Linked DNA regions of Mus musculus: region 2 is linked to region 1. Evidence: chromatin loops called from intact Hi-C (ENCODE). Cell type or tissue: left cerebral cortex. All regions are shown on one strand. Links, peaks and the distances in the headings refer to the core of each region. The heading gives the core; the rest is flanking DNA.

Region 1 (10,727 bases), core at 1,859-9,858:
GGCTCGGCTCCTGAAGTTCCAGAGGGGACAAAGGTTTTATTGGGAACTGGGCTAGAGGCCACTTGTGTTACCATCTGGGAAATAATCTGGCCGTATTCTGCCCATGCCCTTAAAATGGAAGTGAGGCTAATTTTAAAAGGAACGGGCTAAGTTGTCTGGTGATTAAGACAGCGCAGCATCCAGGCAGTGACACCGCTACTGCTTACTGCACTCTTAGATGGTAAAACAAAGCATACAGATAAAGGTGCAAGCATGAGCTCAAAGCTGCACACAAGGAAGATACAGACAAAGCATCTACAACTGAGGGGAAATCTCAAACTTCACACCCATCAAGGCAAGATAAGCACCTTTAGGGCTGGGCGCCACAGGCCTTCAGGGCTCCCAGCACTTGGGAGGCAGAGGCAGGCAGATCTGAGTTCAAGGTCACCCTGGTCTACAGAGTGAGTTCCAGGACAGCCAGGACTAAACAGAGAAACCATGTCTAGAAAAACCTGAAAAAAAGAAAGAAAAGAAAGACCAGCATGCTTTTAGGGCAAGAGTCACTTACAGAAAGGTCCAACTGACACAAATACTAAGCCCAGATGGTAAGGTGGTTGGTTGGGCAGGTGAAAGCAGGTCTAGCAACCTGACTTCAGCCCCCAGAATCCACACAAAGACACAAGGAGAGAGACAACTCCATAAAGTTGTCCTATCTGTTCGCATGAAATCACATGTGTGTGTGCACGCACACACCCTTTAACTAAAAACTCACTTGAAAGAAAGAGCTTGAACGGAGAATGCCATCAAGAGAAAACAACCGCTCAGGGAAGGATTTTTCCCAAGCTCAGCTGAGGAGGTAAGAGGGCCACTAGCGCCACAGTAGGGCATCTACCTCAAGCTGGCAGCAGAGCTCGGCACTGTCCTCAGGATGGGTTTTGCAGGCACACAAAATGTAAGAGGGTGCAAGGTTAGAGTCTTTGCCAAGAAGCTGAGAGGTCCCTGCATGAAGCTGGGAAGGTAAGGCCTAAGTTGCAATGGAGACCTTAAGATACAGAATTATCTCAGGACCAGACCAAGGAACACTTGCCAAAGAAAGCTGCAAGCACAAAATGGAGCTGGCAGGGGAGGCCTCGAGTGCTCCAAGCAGTGGTACCAGAGAGGCAAGGCTACCTACTCAAGTCTGTTACAGCCCAAGATAACAGGCACGGGAGTTGCCAGGCTTGGTGTTTGCCCTACTGAATTCTGTTCTGCACTGGTCCAGTCTTTGCTGGTGAGTCTTGATAAAGAACAAATCTGCCTTTAAAAAAATTTTTTTTAATTTATTTTTATTATTTCTGTGTATCTGCATGCACACATGTACATTATGTATCTATAGGAATGCGGGTACCCACAGAGGCTAGAGGTGTCAGAAGCCCCAGGAGCTGGAACTCAGGGCAGTTACAAGCGGCTTGATGAAGATTCTGGGAATGGCAGCTTCTGAGAGGACAATCTGCATCTTAACCACTGAGCCTTCTCTCCAGACCCATGTGTGCAGAGAACACATGGAGATCAGAGGAAAATGTAGGGAGTCAGTTCTCTCCTACCATGTGGGTCTCAGGGATCAAACTCAAGTACTGAGGTCTAGCACCTGGGCTGTCTCACAGCCCCAGATTTACCGTTTTTGAACAATGTTAGAAATTTTAAGATCTGGAGGCTCGCACCAATGGACTAGAAGTGTTTTGCCTTAGGAGTCGAGCCTCCGAGGACCAGGGATGGAATGTTAAGATTCAAAATGATGGGTTTGTTGTCAGGTCGACGAGGGATGGACTTGATAGTTAACCCTCATTGTCGATACATGAGGGGATTTATAATCGCCTAGGAAACACTCCTCCAGGCACATCTATGGGGATGAACTTTTCTGATGATTGACAGATTCAAGAATACTATCTTCAGGAAGACAGCAGGGCTTGCTAGGCAGGGAGTGCCAGCACCGACCTTGGGAGAAGACGCCCAAACCAAGCCCCTCTAGCTTTCAAGGCAGGGTGATCATGGCTCACCCTGGCCACATGCTCTTCCCACACTCGGACAGTCTACAGTACCACAGGAAAGCACTGCAGGTGCGCCCCAGAGTATCTGCAGGCACTCACCCCCACTCCACTGCTCCGTGCCAGCTCCTGCCATCCCCATCCTGTCCACTGACAACTGCCTGCCCGGCTTCACAGCCCCGGTTCACAGTGAGCCCAACTTACCTGCTGGTCTGCCTGGGCACCAGCAGGGGCAGAAAAACCCTAAGTTATTTGTCTTCTGTCTGCCCTTCCTGCCCCTCTTCTGTGACCTCAAGCGTGACTTTTGTCTGTTCTCACCAGTGTCATGGCCTTCAGAGCCACATGTCTACAGGACCCTTTACAACCAGATTTCACTTAAGCATCAAGTGCTTAGAACACTTCAATGGTGCCTCTTTCTTTCCCTTCAGCATAAGTTACAAAGTCCCTTTCCGAACCCAAACATCACATCCTACTTAAAAACACAGTTGGCTACAGAGAAGACCCAACCCTTGACTGTCTGCAAGAAAACAGGGAGCGCCACTTCACCTCTGCCTATGTCTGTGCGCACTTGTTGGGGGACTAAGCTGCAGCATTCTGATACCCAGTCACAGCACTGGCCTAGCCACACCACAATGGCTAACCCCAAACCGGCAGCCGGACAGGAGCTCCTGACCACTTGCCTCCCCAGGGGACACTGCACACAGGAGTGTATAATGACAAACTAAGATGACTGGGCTTGAGTATGCTGACTCAGTGAAACTACACCATGCCATGTGGCCTCACAAAGGCACGGGAGCCAGCACCCCGTTTACACCCATTCACCAAATCTAGCTACTTTGTAGGCATGCGCTGGGTGGCATGTCTCTCATTAGGGCACTCGTGGGGACGGAGTCAGGACATGGATGTACATAGACAACAGATATAACGAGATCAAGCCAGTGCCATATGTAGTTGTGACTTCAGGTGACCTACACAAGGTCTCTCAGGGTGAGACATGACCCCCCCCCCCCCCCGGCCCCCAGGAGCAGGTCCGGTGCTCGATGACCAGAAGAGGGTCTGTTCCATGCGGGCCAGTCAGGACAGGACTCCGCACCTGCACCACGGTTCCGCTACACCTGGGCACAACTCTAGCTGATGCGGCATGTCTGCCTGCATTTCCAGGGCTGCACAGAAAAGGCATGAATCTAACAGTCACAGAACAGTGGACACTGAGGAACACTGGAACGGACACGATCAGTGTTGGAGGGAGTTAAAGCAATACTGCAAAAATGTATGTATGTGACCAACAATACAGACTGTATTTACAGCCTTAAAACCTAATTGTCCATACCTGTTTCCCAAAAAAACTTCAAAACGCTCGGTAGCTTCGTGATAAATATGAAGCTAAACCAACCAGCATTTCCACGGTGTTTCATTAATCACCAAATGTCATCTTTCTGAGAAAAATGTGCCCAAACAAGTAGTTGGGATTCAATCCATCAAAGCTGGATTACGGTCTTACGTACTACATAAAACTAGTACAGTGTAAGTTCCATGTTGACAGCTCTCCTGTGTGGAAACCCACTAACAAACAACACCCTCTCACACACTCATAACTGAGAGATGTATTAATTTTTTTATTTTATTTAAGCAGTTTAGATAAAGAAAAAAAAATCAAGACATCATCATCAAACCACGAAAAAAAAAACAAAAAAGAAAAAAAAAACGTGTCACGCTTCGGATGACAAAGACCATTTGTGCAGAGGGGAGACACCCACCTAACGACTCTCGCCATCATCCCTCATCTCCATCCCAGCTCCTGCCTGTAAAATGTCTTGGCCAACCCACTGCCACACACGTATGGCCACTCTCAAATAAAGGGAGAAAACTGCAACGAGCTGTGCCAACATGTCTGCAGCATGCAGCGACCATACTTACATCTTTTGCCATGTTACCAGATCCAGGAAATCAAGGCTTTAACTGCGTACCCTCCACAGAAGAAACCGTACTTATCTGGTTAAAAAAAAAAAAAAAAGAAAGAAAGAAAGAAAAGAAAAAAAGGGAGGGGATGAATAATGAATGAGAATGAGAAGAAATTTAACGCACATCGCATTTCAAAGGAAACATCTCCCCACCAGCACGAGGCAGAGGCAGGCCTCCAGGCAGCAGGGGCCTTTCTTGCACAATCCCGACAGGAGAGCTAGCCAAGCAGGTCCCACACGGGGATTTTAAGTCACCTCTCTAAATGGAAATGCTCCCTGCGGGCACCAGCAGCTCCCACCGGCAGCGGGGCCAGACCCCGGACCCTTGGCTGAGCGACGCGCAGCCGTCAGGCTCACCCCACCTGGGCACGCGGGCCCCGCCTGACCACAGGCCCCGCCGAGGCACAAGGCCCCCCACTTGGGCACACGACACTGCGTGGCTCCGCCCGGGCCGCGGCGGGCACCCCCCACCCCGGGCTGCCCAAGACCCCGAGGGGCCGCCGACCACTCTGACAGGTGGGCTCCCGGCCGCCCGCCCGCTCGCCCCACCTGTCACTAGGCCCAGCCACCAGCCCCGCGCCCTGGCGCGGACAGAGCCGGAGGGTGGCCAGGACCCCTGCCCGCCGCCCACGCCACGCCGCGTCGAGGCCGACTCCAGCTGAGGCTGGGCGGCGGGCGGGATGCGACCGGACGCGGGAACCGGGCTGGGGCGGGAACGGGGCCGCGCGCCCAGCCTGCGCCCTCCCGCCGCGACCGGCCGGTGCCCCCGCCACACCTGGCTGGCCGGCGGGGCGCGCGGGGCGGACGACGGGGGCGCGGAGGCGCCGGCCCGGAGGTCCGGCCCTGGCGGTCCCTGCCCTGAGCCAGCGGCGCCGGGACGCGGGCTCACCCTGGGCCGAGCGTCGGGCCGGCGTGACGTGCGCGCGGCGCGGTGACGTGGGCGGCGGCGGGCCCGCTGCGCGCAGCGCGCCTGCGCGCCTTTTCGCGCCTTCGGCGCCCTCCTCCTCCTCCTCCTCCTCCCGCCGCTCATCTCCCGCGCCTCTCGCCGGTGCTACCCGCCCTGGGAGAGGGGCGGGGCCTGCGCGCGCGTGCGCGTGCGGCGGGACCCGGCTGGAGACCGCCGACGCCGAACAGCGCTGCGCGCGTCTCCATGTGCGCTCGGAGAGAGGCCACGTGTGTGCGCGCCTCTGTGTGTGTGTGTGTGTGTGTGTGTGTGTGTGTGTGTGTGTGTGTGTATGTGTGTGTGTGTGTACACCAAGGGCCAACTGTATGCATATCTGTGTGCATGCGCAGGGAGTAGAGGGCCACGTGTTTGGCTCTGTGTGTGCGCGTGTACCACGCGCGCCAACGGTGAAAAGAATGTGGTGTGTGCCATACCTGCATGCACACGTAGGGAAAGGATCATGTGTGTGCACACCTGTGGATATGCAGAGTCTGACTGTATACACGTGTGTGTACATGGAGTATCAGTCGTGTGTGCACGCCTGAACATATATACAGAAGAGAACCCTCTGTGCAAACATATGGAAACCTATGTTAATGTCTGCGCACTGAAAAAAAGCAGGCGTGTGTGTACACATGAGAAAAAAGAGGTCAGTTCTGAGAGTGCTTTAAAGTACCTGCATGTGCACACAGGGAGAAGAATCTTGTTCATTTACACAGAACAAAGTAAAGACTGTTCGGATGCATACTGAACAATACAGAGACAAGATCCCCCACCTCTGCTCAACTACTGACCTCCACAGCCACATGCCCTGAGCCTGGGCTGTCAGTGATTCAGGGCAGGAAACAGCCTGTTAATCAGGTGTGTATGCATTTGCGCCTTTCACTTCAGAAACCTTCTGCTTCATCCCAAGAGGGGTCTGGTAGACCCTGAGCCTTGAAGACTCAGTCCATCTTAGAGGCCACTTCTTTAAGACTAAAGCTGGAGAGCCTGGGAGGAGAATAGGCTGGGGCTCACAAATCAGTCCAAATGGTTCAGATAAAATGACACAACGTTTCCCAAGAATATGGGACTGAAGAGCAGGGCAAAGTTAAGTACTATCAGAAAACTGTTAATGTGAGTGACCGGATTTTATTCTGGAGGAAAGGTCAATTTGACTCCCAAACTGACAGATCTTTCTCCGTTACCTGGCTGCCTCAGTCCCATGACTCAGCCCAACAGCCCTTCTTTAGCATCTGGCCGAACTGTCCGCCAGCAGCTGTCCTGTTTGAACACTGCTCAGCGGCTTTGAGGAAGCAGCCCTGCAACCACAGCTGCTTATTGCTGAAGCAGAAGAGGCGATACCCAGGCATGAGTGTGTCAATAGCTTGCACCAGAAATACCCAAGGCATGAGTGTGTCAATAGCTTGCACCAGAAATACCCAAGGCATGAGTGTGTCAATAGCTTGCACCAGAAATACCCAAGGCATGAGTGTGTCAATAGCTTGCACTAGACTCTTTGCCATCACAAGCTCTGGTAAGCTCTAGTAGCAGTTTTCACCCAGAATTTGGGGTTGGGGGATGAGGGGTTCAGGGGGAGGGGGAGGGAAGCATCTCTACTGGCCAAGCAGAAAGACTGTGACTGGTGCAAACATCCTTCCCACACCCCATTTCTGACTATATAAACAAGCTATTTGACTCACCTTTTCAGTGAGTTGGGAGAATCTTTTGTCCAATAGAAACTTCTCTCAAGTGATGTTACACAATTTTTTTATTATTATTTCTACAAGCTAGACTGGTAGCATGAAGAAATAAAGGACAGAACGTCAGCGGAGTGGTGGCAGCGGCAAGGGGGACTCTGAAGAGTGAACAGGGCACGCACAGCAGCACACAGAGGCGATGGGACGACAGGCAGAAGAAATAGGAAGCCATTCAGAGAAGATAAAGCACGCACCAGGACTGAAGAAGGCTATGAAGAGGCACAGAAGAGTACATGGGTACCAGTCACTGGAAGAGTTCCAGGGAGGTGGCAAGTCTTGTCGGGTCAAGGTCTTACTCTAGGATTGAAAGCTAAAGCTACAGTCACGTAAGTTCCCAGCACCCCGTACCCACACAGAGCCACAGCACCGGCTGGGATTACAGTAGCTGCCAAGTGTTGTGGCTGCTGTTGGTCCAGAAGAGTCTAAGCCTCCAACTTGAGTGTCTCGAGCTGTAAGTCTCTGGCTTCTAGAGCCTGGAGCAGTAGGCCCTCTGCTCTCAGGGAATAGAGTTGTAAGCAATTGGATCTGCCAGTCCATCCCATAAACTTTGAGCGTGTAAGGCCGGGGATTGCTAGCCCTGGAGAATCTTCTCCTTGCCCAATTTTGTGTATCTGGATAAAGCCAACCGACTAGAAATATAGAGGTCAGAGCTGTACCAGTGCAGGGCTAATTAACATCTATGAAGACCTTTGAGGAGCACAGACCAAAGCCCTCACTCAGTAATATGCAACATATTATTACTGGACATCCCTATATTGCATGGCTTTACAATTAACTGCCTTTATGCTGACCACACCTACTCCCACCAATTTGGCTAAGCCCCGCCTTCTTAAGCCGCCAAGCATCTAATTAACCTTGGTTTTGCACGTCAGAATCGAACTCATGCATCGGATGGCCAGGAGTCTTCCTGTTTTCTAATTCTCCTCCCCTACAAGGGATGACTTTACATGCCAACAGCCTTCAACATGCAGTCGTTCCTGAGAGCAGTTGACTCGATTTCGCTGGAGGATGCGGAAGGTCCTCAAAGCATTCTGGAAGCCAAACCGACTGGAGTCAGAGTGAAGGTGGTGAGAGTGAAGGTCAGGTGCGATGGCTGAGCAGTGGAGCCACAGAACAGGTGAAATGGGTTGCTTGGGGGCACTGTCTTAAGATGGATTGGTTTCCTGGGTTTTGCTTATAATTAATGATAGACAGACCTGTTTCTTGGAGTATGAGTGACCAGGAAGCACTACAATTAAACGGACTCCGACAGGCACATCGGTTCCTGTTATCTCCGCTGTGACAGAATCAGCTTACGTGAGGAAAGATCTATTCTGGCTCATAGTTTCAGATGTTTCTATTTGTGGTCATTTTGGCCCCACGCATGTGTACGGCAAACCACGGTGGAAGAAGAATGTAGCAGAGGGGAGCTATCTTCACGCCTGGGAAGCAGAGAGAGGCACGGGATCTTTGTATAACATTTCCATCCTGCAGGAAAGACCCTCCTGTTCTGAAGGGAGATGCCCTGAGATTCAGAAAGTAGAGGCTGGAGAGATGGCTCAGCGGATAAGAGCACTGACTGCACTTCTGAAGGTCCTGAGTTCAAATCCCAGCAACCACATAGTGGCTCACAACCACCCGTAATGAGATCTGACGCCCTCTTCTGGTGTGTCTGAAGACAGCAACAGTGTACTTATGTATAATAATAAGTCTCTGGGCAGGAGCAAGCAGGGACTGAGTGAGCCGGGCCAGAGTTGACAGAGTTAGACAGAAGTCCTAAAATTCAGTTCCCAACAACCACATGAAAGCTCACAACCATCTGTACAGCTACAGTGTACTCATATACATAAATAGATAAATCTTTAAAAAAAATACCATCTGTAATTCTAGGTCCAAGAGCTCTCGCACCCTCTTCTGGCCTCTAGGCACCAAGCATAAAAGCATACATATGGTGTACATACATACATGCAGGCAAAACACTTATACACATTATTTGAAGAAAAGGAAGAAGAGAAGAAGAAATCACCACCAACATCATCATCTTGGAATTAGAGAGATGGCTCAGTGGTTAAGAGCACTGGTTGCTCTTCCATAGGACCCTGGTTTGATTCCCAGGATCCACATGGCTGCTCCCAACTGTCAGTATCTCCAGTTCCAGGGGATCTGATGCCCTCTTCTGGACGCCACAGGCACTACATACACATGCTGCACAGATAGACATGCAGGCAAAACACCCATCTACATGACACAAACAAACAGGAATGGAACACAATAATTTTTTAAATGTGGTTTTTTTTTATTGGAAAATATTTTTTATATTTTCTTTATTCACATTTCAAATGTTAGCCCCTTTCCCAGTTCCCCCAACCCCAGAAACTCCCTATCCCATCCTCCCTCCCTCTGCTTCTATGAGGGTGTTCCTCCACCCACCCACCCACTCCCACCTCCCCACCCTCAGTTCCCCTACATTGGGGCATCTATTGAGCCTTCATATGGCCAAGGAACTCTCCTTCCATTGATGCCTGACAAGGCCATCCTCTACAACGTATGCAGCTGGAGCCATGTGTACTCCTTTGTTGATGGCTTAGTCCCTGGGAGCTCTTGGGGGACTGGTTGGTTGATATTGTGGAGCACAATACTTAAAAACAGGAATTAAGCAACTCTAGGGCTTCAGGAAGTCCCTGAAAGCAGATGCACTAGGATCCTCCCTCCCTGAGCTCAGAGAATCGGTAAGGACTGCTGAGAGATGGCCTCCTATCAGCTCAGCTGAAGAGAAAAGACCATGATCAACAGAGCCACCTGGGAAATACACAGTTCAACACATTGAGCTTCCTGCAAGTTGTATAATGAGCTCTAGATTCCCAGTTTCCAGGAGCGGAGACTGGGGCGGGCTTTTGTGATGTCGCAGTCTTTGGGTCATGATGAGGGGGTCATGACTGAGGTCAGCACCGAGATCTTCACAGGCAACAGAGAGGTGAGCAGCAGGAGACAAGAAGGCTGTTGAGCTTAGTGTGCCTTGGTTGTGGAATCTGACTCTGGGTTGTTTATTTTAGGGGTATTTGAACGAAGAACAATTTGGTGAAAACATTGCTTGTGGAGATTAACTCAACCTCACATGTACAACAGAACATACCTAAATCTCTTTGAAGAACAAAGCAAGCTAAACACAGATTAGACTCAACTACAAGGAAACCCTGTAGGGTACATGTTACACATTCCGTAAAGATGGGTTCTATAGGTTTACTATATGTGACTCCTTCCATAAAGATGGGTTCTATAGATTGACTATATGTGACACTGTCTTAGTCAGGGTTTCTATTCCTGCACAAACATCATGACCAAGAAGTAGTTGGGGAGGAAAGGGTTTATTCAGCTTACACTTCCATACTGCTGCTCATCACCAAGGAAGTCAGGACTGGAACCCAAGCAGGTCGGGGAGCAGGAGCTGATGCAGAGGCCATGGAGGGATGTGACTTACTGGCTTGCTTCCCCTGGCTTGCTCAGCCTGCTCTCTTATAGAACCCAAGACTACCAACCCAGAGATGGTCCCACCCAAAGGGGCCTTTCCCCCTTGATCACTAATTGAGAAAATGCCTTACAGCTGGATCTCATGGAGGCATTTCCCCAACTGAAGCTCCTTTCTCTGTGATAACTCCAGCTGTGTCAAGTTGACACAAAAATAGCCAGTACAGACATCTTCCATAAAGATGGATTCTATAGGTTGACTATATGTGACACTTTCTCTAAAGATGGGTCTCGTGGATTGACTGAGAACAACCAGTTTAGAAGAAGGGTCTGGAGGAACGCCTGGTGCCGGAGAGTCTTTGGCCATGCAGATTGTGCAAACATCACCGAGCTAGAAAGCAATTCCATTCCAGCCTTCTGGGTGTGAAGCAGGTCTTACATTCCTTCCCTGGAAGGAAGAACCCTCTGTGTGTAACATTCCAGGATCCCCTCGTGCACATCCGTGAGCACAAAGACCTCCACGGCCCCTACAGGGTCATTGCTGCTGCTGTGAGTGACCCCGATTCCTAAGTTACTCATAAGGCAAACTCACAGGTTCTCCAAGTTGGACTGCACTGATAACCTTAGTTTGCAACGT
Region 2 (10,727 bases), core at 1,227-9,226, 49 kb after region 1:
GTTAAGAGCACTGCCTGCTCTTCCAGAGGCCCTGAGGTCAATTCCCAGCAGCCACATGGTGGCTCACAGCCATCTGTAATGTGATCTGATGCCCTTTTCTGGTGTGTTTGAAGACAGCTACAGTGTACTCATATACATGAAATAAATAAATCTTTAAAAAAAAAAAAAGAAAGAGGGCTGGTGAGTTGGCTCAGTGGGTAAGAGCACCCGACTGCTCTTCTGAAGGTCCGGAGTTCAAATCCCAGCAACCACATGGTGGCTCACAACCATCTGTAACAAGATCTGACTCCCTCTTCTGGAGTGTCTGAAGACAGCTACAGTGTACTTACATATAATAAATAAATAAATCTTTAAAAAAAAAAAAAAAGAAAAAAGAAAGAAAAAAAGAAGCGACTGCAGTTGTCCCGAGAGACAAAAGCAGAGCTGGTGGTGGCCAGGCAGTGGTGGCACACACCTTTAATTTCAGCACTAGGGAGGCAGGGCAGGCCAATTCTCTGAGTTCGAGGCCAGCTTAGTCTACAGGGGGAGTTCCAGGACAGCCAGGGATACACAGAGAAACCCTGTCTCAGAGAACTAAGGAGACAGAGAAAGCAGAGCGGCTACTCACTTCTCAAGACATGCCATATTAACTTCAATGTGGCACAGAAGTGCTTGGGCTTATCTGCACTCTCAGCGTCCCTGAGACACACACACACAAGTATCTCTCGCATCCCAGGGCACGGGTCAGCACAGTGGCTCAGCAGGTGGGCTCTGGTCTGCTTACTGATTTATTGTCGTCGAAGGCGTGCTCCTCGATCTCCTCCTCCAGACGGTCGGCGGCTTTCCTCACATCTTCGAGGATCTCGTCAAGCATGGAGAGACTCTTGTTTTGATGTTGCATGTTTTTCAGGGCTTCCACTTGGTGTTTTTCTGCGGCAAGAAGTTCCACATACTCTGTCTCCTCCTGTTGATTTGTAAGGAGAGGAGGTTTAGTAAGCTCACACCAAGGTTCTCTGAATCAGACATGGGAGTTTCCTAGTCAATGGGCCGTTTGTCCAGGTGCAACTATAGCTCTACCCAGCAGAGGGCGCCGTGCATCCTAAACCGCTCAAATCTATTGAGCTTGGCAACAAGGACAGGGCAAGCCAACAAGGAAACAAACCAATGAAGAAAGCATCCCACTGTAGACGGGCTTGCTCCTCACCCATGAAGGTCCTCTGCTAACATGAAACCATGTGCCAGGCACGGCAATGCCATGAAGCACTGTGCTGCCACTCGTGAGGCACTGATACTCGTTACAGGTGGAGCCCAATCCATTTCCTAGTCAGTGTGAGTTGAGCAGTAGGAATTACCTGACATGCATAGGCACCTCCTAGACGCAATGAGGGCACCAAACAGGCTTCGCAAAACGTAATCCCTCCAGGGGCCCTTCCTAATTCTGTGTGTTGCTCCACCCCAACTCCCACCCCCCACCCCCGACACCCCCCAGAATGGCAGCTGACCTTAATGGCAGCCTCCCTCAGAGCCTCCAGCCGCTGCTTGCTGCTCTCTTTCATGTTGACCACGTCTCTGTAGTCGCCCTGCAGGGCTCTTTGCAGTCCGTAGATGGCCTGGAAGATCGAATTTTCACTTTCATTCAGCTCTTTCTGGAAAATCTCGAATGTGTGCACCTGGAAGAGCTTCTCCTCGCCCGAAAGGCTGGTGTCCTTCTCCACGGCTCTGATGGCATTCTTCAGTTTGTTGAGGACCACATTCTTCTGCCTCAGGAGCCCGGTGAGCCTCCTGCAGCTGTCCAGGGCCCACTGTTTCCTCTGAGTGGCAGTGGCGCCCTTCCCGCGGTGCAGCTTGATGGCATGCTTGGCCACCTCCTCGTGCTCGGCAGCACTGGCTATCAGGTGAAAGAAGGGAAGCAGCATCCAGAGGAGACTCTGGTCCAGTACCTTCATGGTCCAAGGATGTGGGGTGGGAGCAGAGACTGCTGCTATAGTTGGCTGGCATTTTACACACACATTTTCAGCTGAAAAACAAGTCGACACTGCGTCAACTTCTGAACTTACCATATCCAGATTACAATCAAATGCTGAATGTTAAGGACCATTAGTGGAGGGTAAAGGGGTTTCATCTGACTTTAAAGACAATTTTAAAGGTTTAAGACATAGCCCCCAGGTACAGTGTCACAAGCCTGTAATCCAAGCACTTAGGAGAGGAAAAGAGAAAGATTGGATTGGGAATTCGAGGCCAGCCTATGCTCCCTGACATCCTGTCTCAGAAGAGCCCTACAGATAAATCAGTAAGAAGCTCACACAGCTTCATAAACTGACCCTGTGTGAAGAAAAAAAATCCATTTGACTTAAGAGGAGCCACATGTCAAAAGTAGAAGAAAGAGAGAAATTCCCCATCACCCCGGAAGCCCCTGGCTCCCGATACACTGATGGTGTGCTCGGTCTCCCTGCTTGCTTTCAAAATCCTTTTGGAGTATTGCTAATTTTCCAAAATGAGCCGTAGTTAATGAAGCACGGGGATTAAAAACATTCACAAGAGTCTGGCCACGCCTGGAACTCTATGTCTTAATCAAATGTCCATACCGTTTCCATCACTGAAATGCAGGCCCGTTCCCTTTCCCTCCGACGGGAGACCTGACACAAACACATGGGTGTTTGGCAAAAGGGCAGAGAGAACCTGGTTCCTGAAGTCTCGTTTAGGGGCGTGAGGAAGTTCTCAGTGCCAGCTCCAGCTGAGATGACAGGAAAACACTGGCTGGGCAGGTGAGAGAACTGTGTTAGAAGCCGGTAGCAGCAGTGCTCAGTAACCGACCCTGAGAGACAGTGATCTAGGAGGCCGGAAAACAGGCTGAAGAAGAAACCAAGGGAAAGGGAGCTAAACTCTAGGAATCGGATGTACATGGAACCCCTGGAGTTATGCCCACAAAGAAAACAAAATATACCACGTTTATACAATTTACAGCTCATGGATATACCCCCTCTAGTCTCTTAGCGGAGCCTCCAACTGACTGTCCTGCCTGGACAGCATCCTCCACCCCCAAATATGCCAGCATTTCACCTCCCTGGGAGTCTGCCTCCTACACACACACACACACACACACACACACAAACACACACACTTACTTCTCTGCTACCCCCATTGATTTTCCAGACCTGGGCTAGTTGTAGCAAAAATAAAAGGTGGCATTTCTAAAGACTCTAACTCTACCCAGGAGAGGGAGGCAAGCATTCTGATAAGACCAGGAAGGGAAAGCCAATGGAGACAGGTTGACAAAAACAAACACAAGAACTTGGATCTCTGAGTTCCAGGACAACCAGGGCAACACAGACAAAATCCTTTGCTTTCTGTTTTCCTTTCTATTCATTCCTCTGTGTGTGTGTTTGTGTGTGTGTGTGTGTGTGTGTGAAAGAGACAGACAGACAGACAGAGACAGAGACACAGAGAGACAGACAGGATCCAGGGTATCGCTGTATAACTCTGGCTTAGTTCTCACTCTGTACACCAGGCTGGCCTCAAACTTAGAGATCCTCCTGCCTCTGCCTCCTGAATGAAGCTAGGATTAAAGGTGTGTAATGCTGTCCCTAGCTTTATTTTCTTTCTTTCTTACTTTTTTCTTTCTTTCTTTCTTTCTTTTTTTTTTTTTTTTTTTTTTTTTTTTTTGAGGAAGAAACCTTCTGAGAGTCAAACTCCAGGCTACTTTTCATTTGGCACAGCAACATCAATACTTCCGGCATAAGAATCACATAAATTCCTAGGCGTGGTGATTCAGCCTTATAGTCTCAGTCATGAGTTTATTAAGAAGAAAAAAAACCCTCAAATCCATTTTTGAAACACAATGTTTACTACTACATAACTAGGCTACTTTCAAGCATCTGCTTCTCCTGCCTCAGCCTCCAAAGTAGAGCTCTGCTCTCTACAAGATGATATAAAAAAGGAGAAATGGATGAGACAGCAAAGAAAAGTCTCAATGGGAAAAATTACTGAATTAAAGCCTATCTATCTATCCATTCATCTTTCTATCTATGTATCTATCTATGTATCCATTCATTTATCTATCTATCTATCTATCTATCTATCTATCTACCTACCTATCTATTTTTGAGGCAGTCTTACTATGCAGCCCTAGCTGTCCTGGAATTAGCTATGTAGACTAAGCTGGCCTCAAACTCGCAGAGATCTGAGTCTCTGCCTCCCATGTGCTGGGATTAAATGTGTCTTCTTCCATCAGCAAAGCCTATTTTAACTCTAAAGTACATTTTAAAAGAGCACCTGTACCCACATGAACATAACAGGTAGCTGCCAAAGATGAAGCACTTCAGTAGCCGGCCAATCCTTGAAACTACTTTGGAAAAAGAAATAGAGAATATAATACAGAAGAGGAATAAGATGCCATGCACCAAAGGAAGATAAGTCAAACAGAGGCAGAGCAAACAGCCTATATGACTTAGAACCAATGAACCATGGCTTCTTGGTGGTGCCCAAAGGGCTGTTCAAATAGCTACTTTATTTGTTCAGGAGGTGCCAACTTAAATCCACAAAGAGAGGAGACACAGAGCCTACTCACTAGCCAGCTGCTTGTTCTTTTTTTAGTTAGGGAAGCCAAGGAGGAGAAAAAGATCTATGAAGAAAGAGGCCCTTTCATCAGTAGCAAACACTTCTCTGGTAAGTAAGCAAATCTACATTGCACCCCAGGAAGATGAGATGGATGCTGACAATAAATAAACGAGAGGTTAAACCCACTGGGCCAGAGTGACCTTCCCTGTCACTTTCAACTTACTTGATTGGTTTTACCACCTAAATTAAGAAATTAATGTGTAAACCATCTTGGTTTGATTGTTGACTCTGCCAACCTCCCTGGCTGTATAAGCTTAAGTCAAGTGTTGCAGGGCACCCACATCCCTTATTGAAAGAGACAATCTTGGGGCGTCTTTCCAGGTTTATCTTTAAGAAGAGGCTGTCTGCGGGCAGCCTCACGGGGCGGGACAGAGAGACTACAAAAAATTACAGGGAAGAACAAAAAAACGGGAGGCTCGGGGAGCTGAACCTCCGAGTTTAGGTGAAGTCTTGGAAACGGTTGTCTTCCCCCATACCCCGAAAGAACTTCTAGGAAAAGACCCTCCACCCCCTGGAAAGTAGACAAAGGCAGTCTCCTAGGAAGGATCCCCTTTGGAAGAGACAAACCAAGAAGGAGCCCCGGGTAGGAGTCGCCAGGATTGAGCAACCCGGATGAGGACCCCGGTGGAGCGCATCTCAGGACAGAAGTCCCGCAGCTGCAGAGCTTACCCCGATGGAGGAGGCCGCTCTCTGGACATGCGACCTCAGCATCACTGTCCCCGATCGAGAGTTCCCCGACGCAGCGAACCTCAGGGCCGCCAAAGAATTGCCCTCATCTCTTTCCTGGCCTCGGGACCAGGACACCGAGGACGGCACCGCCCTCTTCTTACTTCAGGCGCTTCTGACGCGCAGCTGGAAAGTAGGTGCGGCTCCTTTAAGCAGGCTGCCGATGGACAGCTCCGTCGTCCTTCGCGCGGCGCGATGCACGCCGGGAACTGGAGTCCCGGGAGCCGGCCGGCCAGCCAGCTTCCAGAGAGTGCGTAAGCCTAAGAGCCTCAGAACAGCAACAGCCTCCGAGAGAGGTTACGATGTGACCCAAACGCTGTGCCTCGGAGCTGAGGGGCGCCTGTCCACGCTGCACGCGGAGAGCCGAAGACGGAGCGAGCCCCCCCAGTCACCTGAAGGGAGCGTTCGAACACTGCGCCTGCGCAGAGCGCCTGCTGCTAGCCGCCGCGGCAATCGCCTGCGCAGAGGAAGAGCGGCGTGCGCTTGCGCAGAAAATTGAAGTCGCTTCGGCAGCCTTGGGGAGCATGGTAGGTGGCTAGCTTTGCGCTCTGCAGGTGCGGGCCAGAGCCGGGCGCGGAGGTCACCTCTCTGTGGCGGCATTAGGATAACCGAACCGAGAGGCCGGGCGTGCCCGTCGTGGTGTTGAGGGAGGGCGCGGTTGACTTGGAGTAGCATGGTGTGAAGAGGGGTGTGAGGAGCCCAGTTGGATCTCCGGGGAGGGCAGCGGCGCCGGGTCAGCTGGGTGCTGACCGGACCGGAGGGCGGGACGGGGCTGTGCGACGGGTGACAACCTGCCTGCTGGGCGGAGCCGTCCCGCTTCTGAGTGGACAGTGACGCCGATTGGGGCGGAGCTGGCAGAGCTTTGAAGCCGTCAGCCCGGGGAGGTTTGTGGAAGAGGTGGAAGGACGCGATCCCCGGAAGGTGGTGCGCAAGGCTCCGCGGGGTTAGCATGGTTTGCGATCCGCTCAGCTCTCGCCGCGGCGAGGATATCCCCTACTCGCCCGCTCTCTTCCTGAGATCAGGCTGGGAATCCTGGAGGCGGGGAGGGACCGACTGGACGCCCTGGAGGTAGAGGAGGGTTTGCCTAGTAGAGCCGTGCAAAGGCCTGGACCGCGGGAGGACGCCTGACAGTCCCATTCCTTGGGTCTCGGGGTAGCCTTGCTCCGAGAGGATGCAAGCGAATGGGAGCCGAGGAAGACAAGTTTTGTCTCTGTCCTGGGAGAGATGTCGGCTTGGCTTGGTTTGCGTAGAGGAAACAGGGGAACTGAGGACCGAACCCTGGGGAGGGAAGAGGGGATGGAACCAATACCGAGAAGGACGAGGCTGGAAAACTAAAAGGTTTGAACCTAGAAATCAAGAAATAATGGAGAAGAGCTGCAGAAAGACTCCTCTGACCAGCTGCTAGCAGACTTCAGCGGCCAAGCCACTCACCTGCGCTCTTGGACAGGAACGTCACTGGGGAAGGAAATGTTGGGAGGCTCAAGATTTGGGAACACTTGGACTTGATGCCCTCATTTCCAGGCTTGCACATGGCAAAGCACAGTCAATCTGTAGTGGGCCGCAAATCTGTTTGAGCAAATGTTTGTCCTATGAGCCCTTTGAAATTGACCATAAGAGGAGGTATTTTGCTAAGTGTCTGTGGAAGGACATTTTACAGATGCTTTCTAAAATCTTATATGGGAGCACTCTTGTGCCTAGGTTGTGTGTTATTCTTCACAAGATAACATAAAGTGTATGAAACTTTTCGTACCAGCTTCTGTTGTTTGGAAGGTCCACTTGTCCTGTATCTCTTTACTGATTGTCACCTGCTGAAACAATTCTAAACAGCTGCTGTTGTATGTGAGGAACTGTGTTGAGCTCTGTGGGAGACTATGAAAACATAAATCAGTGGCTACGGGCACTTCTAGCAGCAGTCTACTGTAAATTTAGTTTTGAAACATCTGAAATTGATGCAGATAAGTCATTGGAACTGTTAGGCAGAGAATGTCCCCCTAAAAGGTTGTCCCTGAAGGAGTTCTGCTAGTCTCTTCTTGATGGTCTTTTTTCTAAGTGTAATATTTTATTGCAATTTAATTGACCAAAAGCGTAAAGTAAAATCTGCCACTCCAGCCTGAATTGTTGGCTCAGCACCAATTGCTTGTTTTCCAGAGGATCTGAGTTCCATTCCTGACACATACTTTTACTCCCAGCACTTGGAAGTCAGGGTCAGGCAGTAATCTAGATTCAAGGTCATCCTGGTCTATATAGCAAGTTCCAGGCCAGGCAAGCCTATACCAATTCTTGAGGTCAACTGGACTGTCCAGTGTTAGTTGAGGATTTTTTCATTTTGGGGCCAGTGGGATGGCTTTACAGGTAAAGGTAGCTACCGTCAAGTACAATCCAAATGGTGGGTAAAGAGGACCGACAATACAGTTGTTTTCTGATCTCCACACACACACACGTTGGGACACATACACACAAATTACATACGTTTTTTAAAGTCCTATGCATTTTAAACACTAGAATAATGGAAGAGAAAATGCCCCCAATGCTTTGGCTTCCGTGACAAGGGAAGCTCTAATGAAAGTCACTTGCCTGAGCAGACCTTAGCATGGATTTCACACACGGATGGACTTGACGCTCTCTTAATTTGTCTGTAAATGTTTGGTTTATGAGGCATTTTTCATAAGAAAGTTATTACCAATTCCCATTTCTTCCCACTGAACCCCCGTTCTCTTAACTTTTTTAATGCAAAGCAAACACTCCTTAGATTTATCTCTTGATTATTGTTTTTAAAAACCTTTATTACTGGAGCCACAGAAATGGCTCAGCAGTTAAGAGAACTTTCAGGGAGACTCAGGGTTGGGTTCCAGCACCCACACAGCAGCTCACTGATGTCCTTGATGTCAGGGATCCGTCACCCTCTTCTGGCTCCCATGGGCACTAGACATGCAGACATAAAATACACATAAAATAGAAATAAATCTTATCATTTCTTTTATTCTGAGGTGGACATGTGGAGTCAGTTCTTCCCTCCTCTCCCCCCTCCCCTCCCCTCCCCTCCCCTCCCCTCCCCTCCCCTTTCCCTCTTGTGTAGGCTCTGAGGGTGGAACTCAGCTGTCCAGCTCATGCAGTGAGCACACTGAGCTGCTTCGCCAGGCACTTTCTTTATGGCGGGAGTAGTGGGGAAGACCATAAGGGGTGTGGGGTGGAGGGTCTCAGTATGTATCCTTGGCTGGCCTGGAACTCACTATGTAGACAGGCTATCCCCAAATCAGAGATCTAGTTTCCTCTGTCTCCCAAATTCTGGGAGTAAAGGCCTGCACCACCACAGCCAGCATCTGGATACGATGTTTAATCTGTAAAGGCTAACATCAGACCATGTGACTGTGGTGCCAGCTCCTGGCTCCTCCTGTGTGTAATACACTGCTGCACATGTTGGTACTCTCCTGAGGTCTGCAGTTGGTGGGGGTATCCTATATAGATAAGCCAGTTTTAATATATCGGAGGGGTCTGATTATTTCCCTGTCTCCACCTCTGCCCACTCTCTAACATAGAGGTCATTCAAAAAGTCGGTGAGTGCCTGATGTACTTGTGTCTATGACGTAGGCTCTTTGCAGTAAGTGAAGCTAAGTTGTCATACACTGGGGGTGGAGGGTGACTTTAGGAGTTATATGGCTCAGACCCAGGCGTCATCCTGACTTCAGGAGTATGTCTACAGTGTCTTGACTTGCAGCACTCTGTGGTGTTACGCTTGTCAATAATAATAATAATAATAATAATAATAATAGTGTGGCTGCTCCAGAGACCTATCCGGTGGGTAGACCTGGAGGTTCTTGCTTGCTATCCTGAAGTTTTCTTTTAGGGTACAAGTTTATAGTGATTAGTGTGGTCCCAGTACTGTGCACACCACCCCATCTAGTTCCAAAACATTTCATCACCTCAAAGAAAACCATGTACCCATAAGCATTTCCAAGTTCCTCCCTCCCCCTCAGCCCCTGGTAGCTACTAACCTACGAATTTGCATATTCCACACATAGCATATAGCATTTTCTATACTGTATGGCCTTTGTGTCTGGTTATTTCAGTGAACACCGTGTTTTTAAGATTCACATTGTGGCTTTGTCATTACTTCATCCCTTTTTACGACTGAATGATACTCTGTATATGTATACCAAAATTAGTTTTATAACCATAACAGAACTTTTGAATCTAGCTCTAACAGCTATTTCACTGTAAAGATGCCTTGTCTATTCTTAATAGAGGGCCATTTGGGGATGGCAAATTTGCCTTTCTCTTAAGGCTTTTTACATATTTCTGGCTATGCCAGTCTTCCCTTGGGGAGATTGTCAGACTCATAAAAAGATGCTGTCTCTATCAGTTGTCAGATGACTACGAGAGTGTATAAGATCTGTCCTAATTTAACTAAATTTGATCTTAGCTAAGAATGGACATTGAGTTCTTTGCCTATTCTTTTTAAAAGTTTAGTTTTAAGGAATAGTATTTAGAATATATTCCTTCAGAACCTATACTGGGGCAGCAGATTAGAACCAACAAACCAGCAGCTGCCTGTATGTTTTATTTGCATGTTCATAGTGTCTAAACTGTTGGCTTTATTCTGCAGAGCTGAGCATGAGTGAAAAACTGCATGGCCGTAGCCTGTGGTGTTCACTGTCTAGGCCTTTGTCTCAGGAACCCTGTGTGTCTTTAGTAATTGGGATTGCAGAGTGCTTTGTTTATGTAATCACTTATAATCATGGTCATCAGAATTTACCATGCCAGGAATAAGTGTGTGTATAAGTAAACATATTTTAGAATTTGTAATAGTGGGGTCAGCTGTCAAGAGCACCTGGCAGCTCTCCTAGAAGACCTGGGGTTGACTCCCAATACTCACACGGCAACTCACAACCCTCTAGAAGTCCAGTCTTGGTGTATCCAGCACCCTCTGCTGGCCTCCAGGGATACTGCACACATATGGTGCATAAACAGATAGCTGGCAAAACACACATACACATGAAAATAATAAATAAAAATGCCAAAGATCTTTTAAAAATTTGCAACAGTGAATCATTTTTTTTTTTGCCTTACATATCTGAAAATATCTTACTGTCCAGTATTTTAAAAGATAAGTTCTTCTGCTCTCTTCAGCAGCACAGACTAAAATTAGAACAATGCAGAGATTAGCGTGGCCCCTGTTCAAGGTCAGCCTGCAAATTCATGAAGCGTTCCGTGTTTTTTAAAGAAGGTCTCAGTCTTTCTGTGTTCATCCTCTTGTGGTATCACAAATCGTGGTGTCCCTGGAGGCCTCTCCTGCATACTCAGGAGGAGAAAAGCATGAGACTGGTGCCATTTAGAGCCTGAGGAAGTCTGTCTTCTCATCGGAAGCCCCCAAAGGTTTCATACCCGGGGTCTGCAGCGCCTAGTCA

What was found. Peaks named below come from ENCODE experiments on the same cell type or tissue, not always from the same donor. Only the 100,000 strongest peaks of a DNase experiment are listed, where the experiment ranks them.
Region 2: it touches region 1 in a loop (5-fold over the local background); 3 of 42 quality-filtered maps call a loop at or near these places.

Annotation. Positions count from the first base shown.
Region 1 is chr8:13,332,933-13,343,659 of GRCm38, reverse strand. Tfdp1 (transcription factor Dp 1) reads right to left here and starts at 4,909. Exons shown (of 12, transcript NM_001291765.1): 1 at 4,854-4,909; 2 at 3,921-3,995. The coding sequence starts at 3,932. In left cerebral cortex, for the core only: CTCF peaks have their summits at 2,193 and 8,815 (motif pointing left); DNase peaks (open chromatin) are centred at 3,807, 4,275 and 5,072; H3K4me3 peaks cover 1,877 bases; H3K27ac peaks cover 522 bases.
Region 2 is chr8:13,282,926-13,293,652 of GRCm38, reverse strand. It overlaps Dcun1d2 (DCN1, defective in cullin neddylation 1, domain containing 2 (S. cerevisiae)), which reads left to right and starts at 5,527. Exons shown (of 7, transcript NM_001024504.2): 1 at 5,527-5,849. The coding sequence starts at 5,847. Tmco3 (transmembrane and coiled-coil domains 3) reads right to left here and starts at 5,640. Exons shown (of 13, transcript NM_172282.2): 1 at 5,266-5,640; 2 at 1,482-1,996; 3 at 764-943. The coding sequence starts at 1,925. It also overlaps the pseudogene Gm25014. In left cerebral cortex, for the core only: no CTCF peak of the experiment used is centred there; DNase peaks (open chromatin) are centred at 4,687, 5,518, 5,731 and 6,115; H3K4me3 peaks cover 2,680 bases; H3K27ac peaks cover 2,243 bases.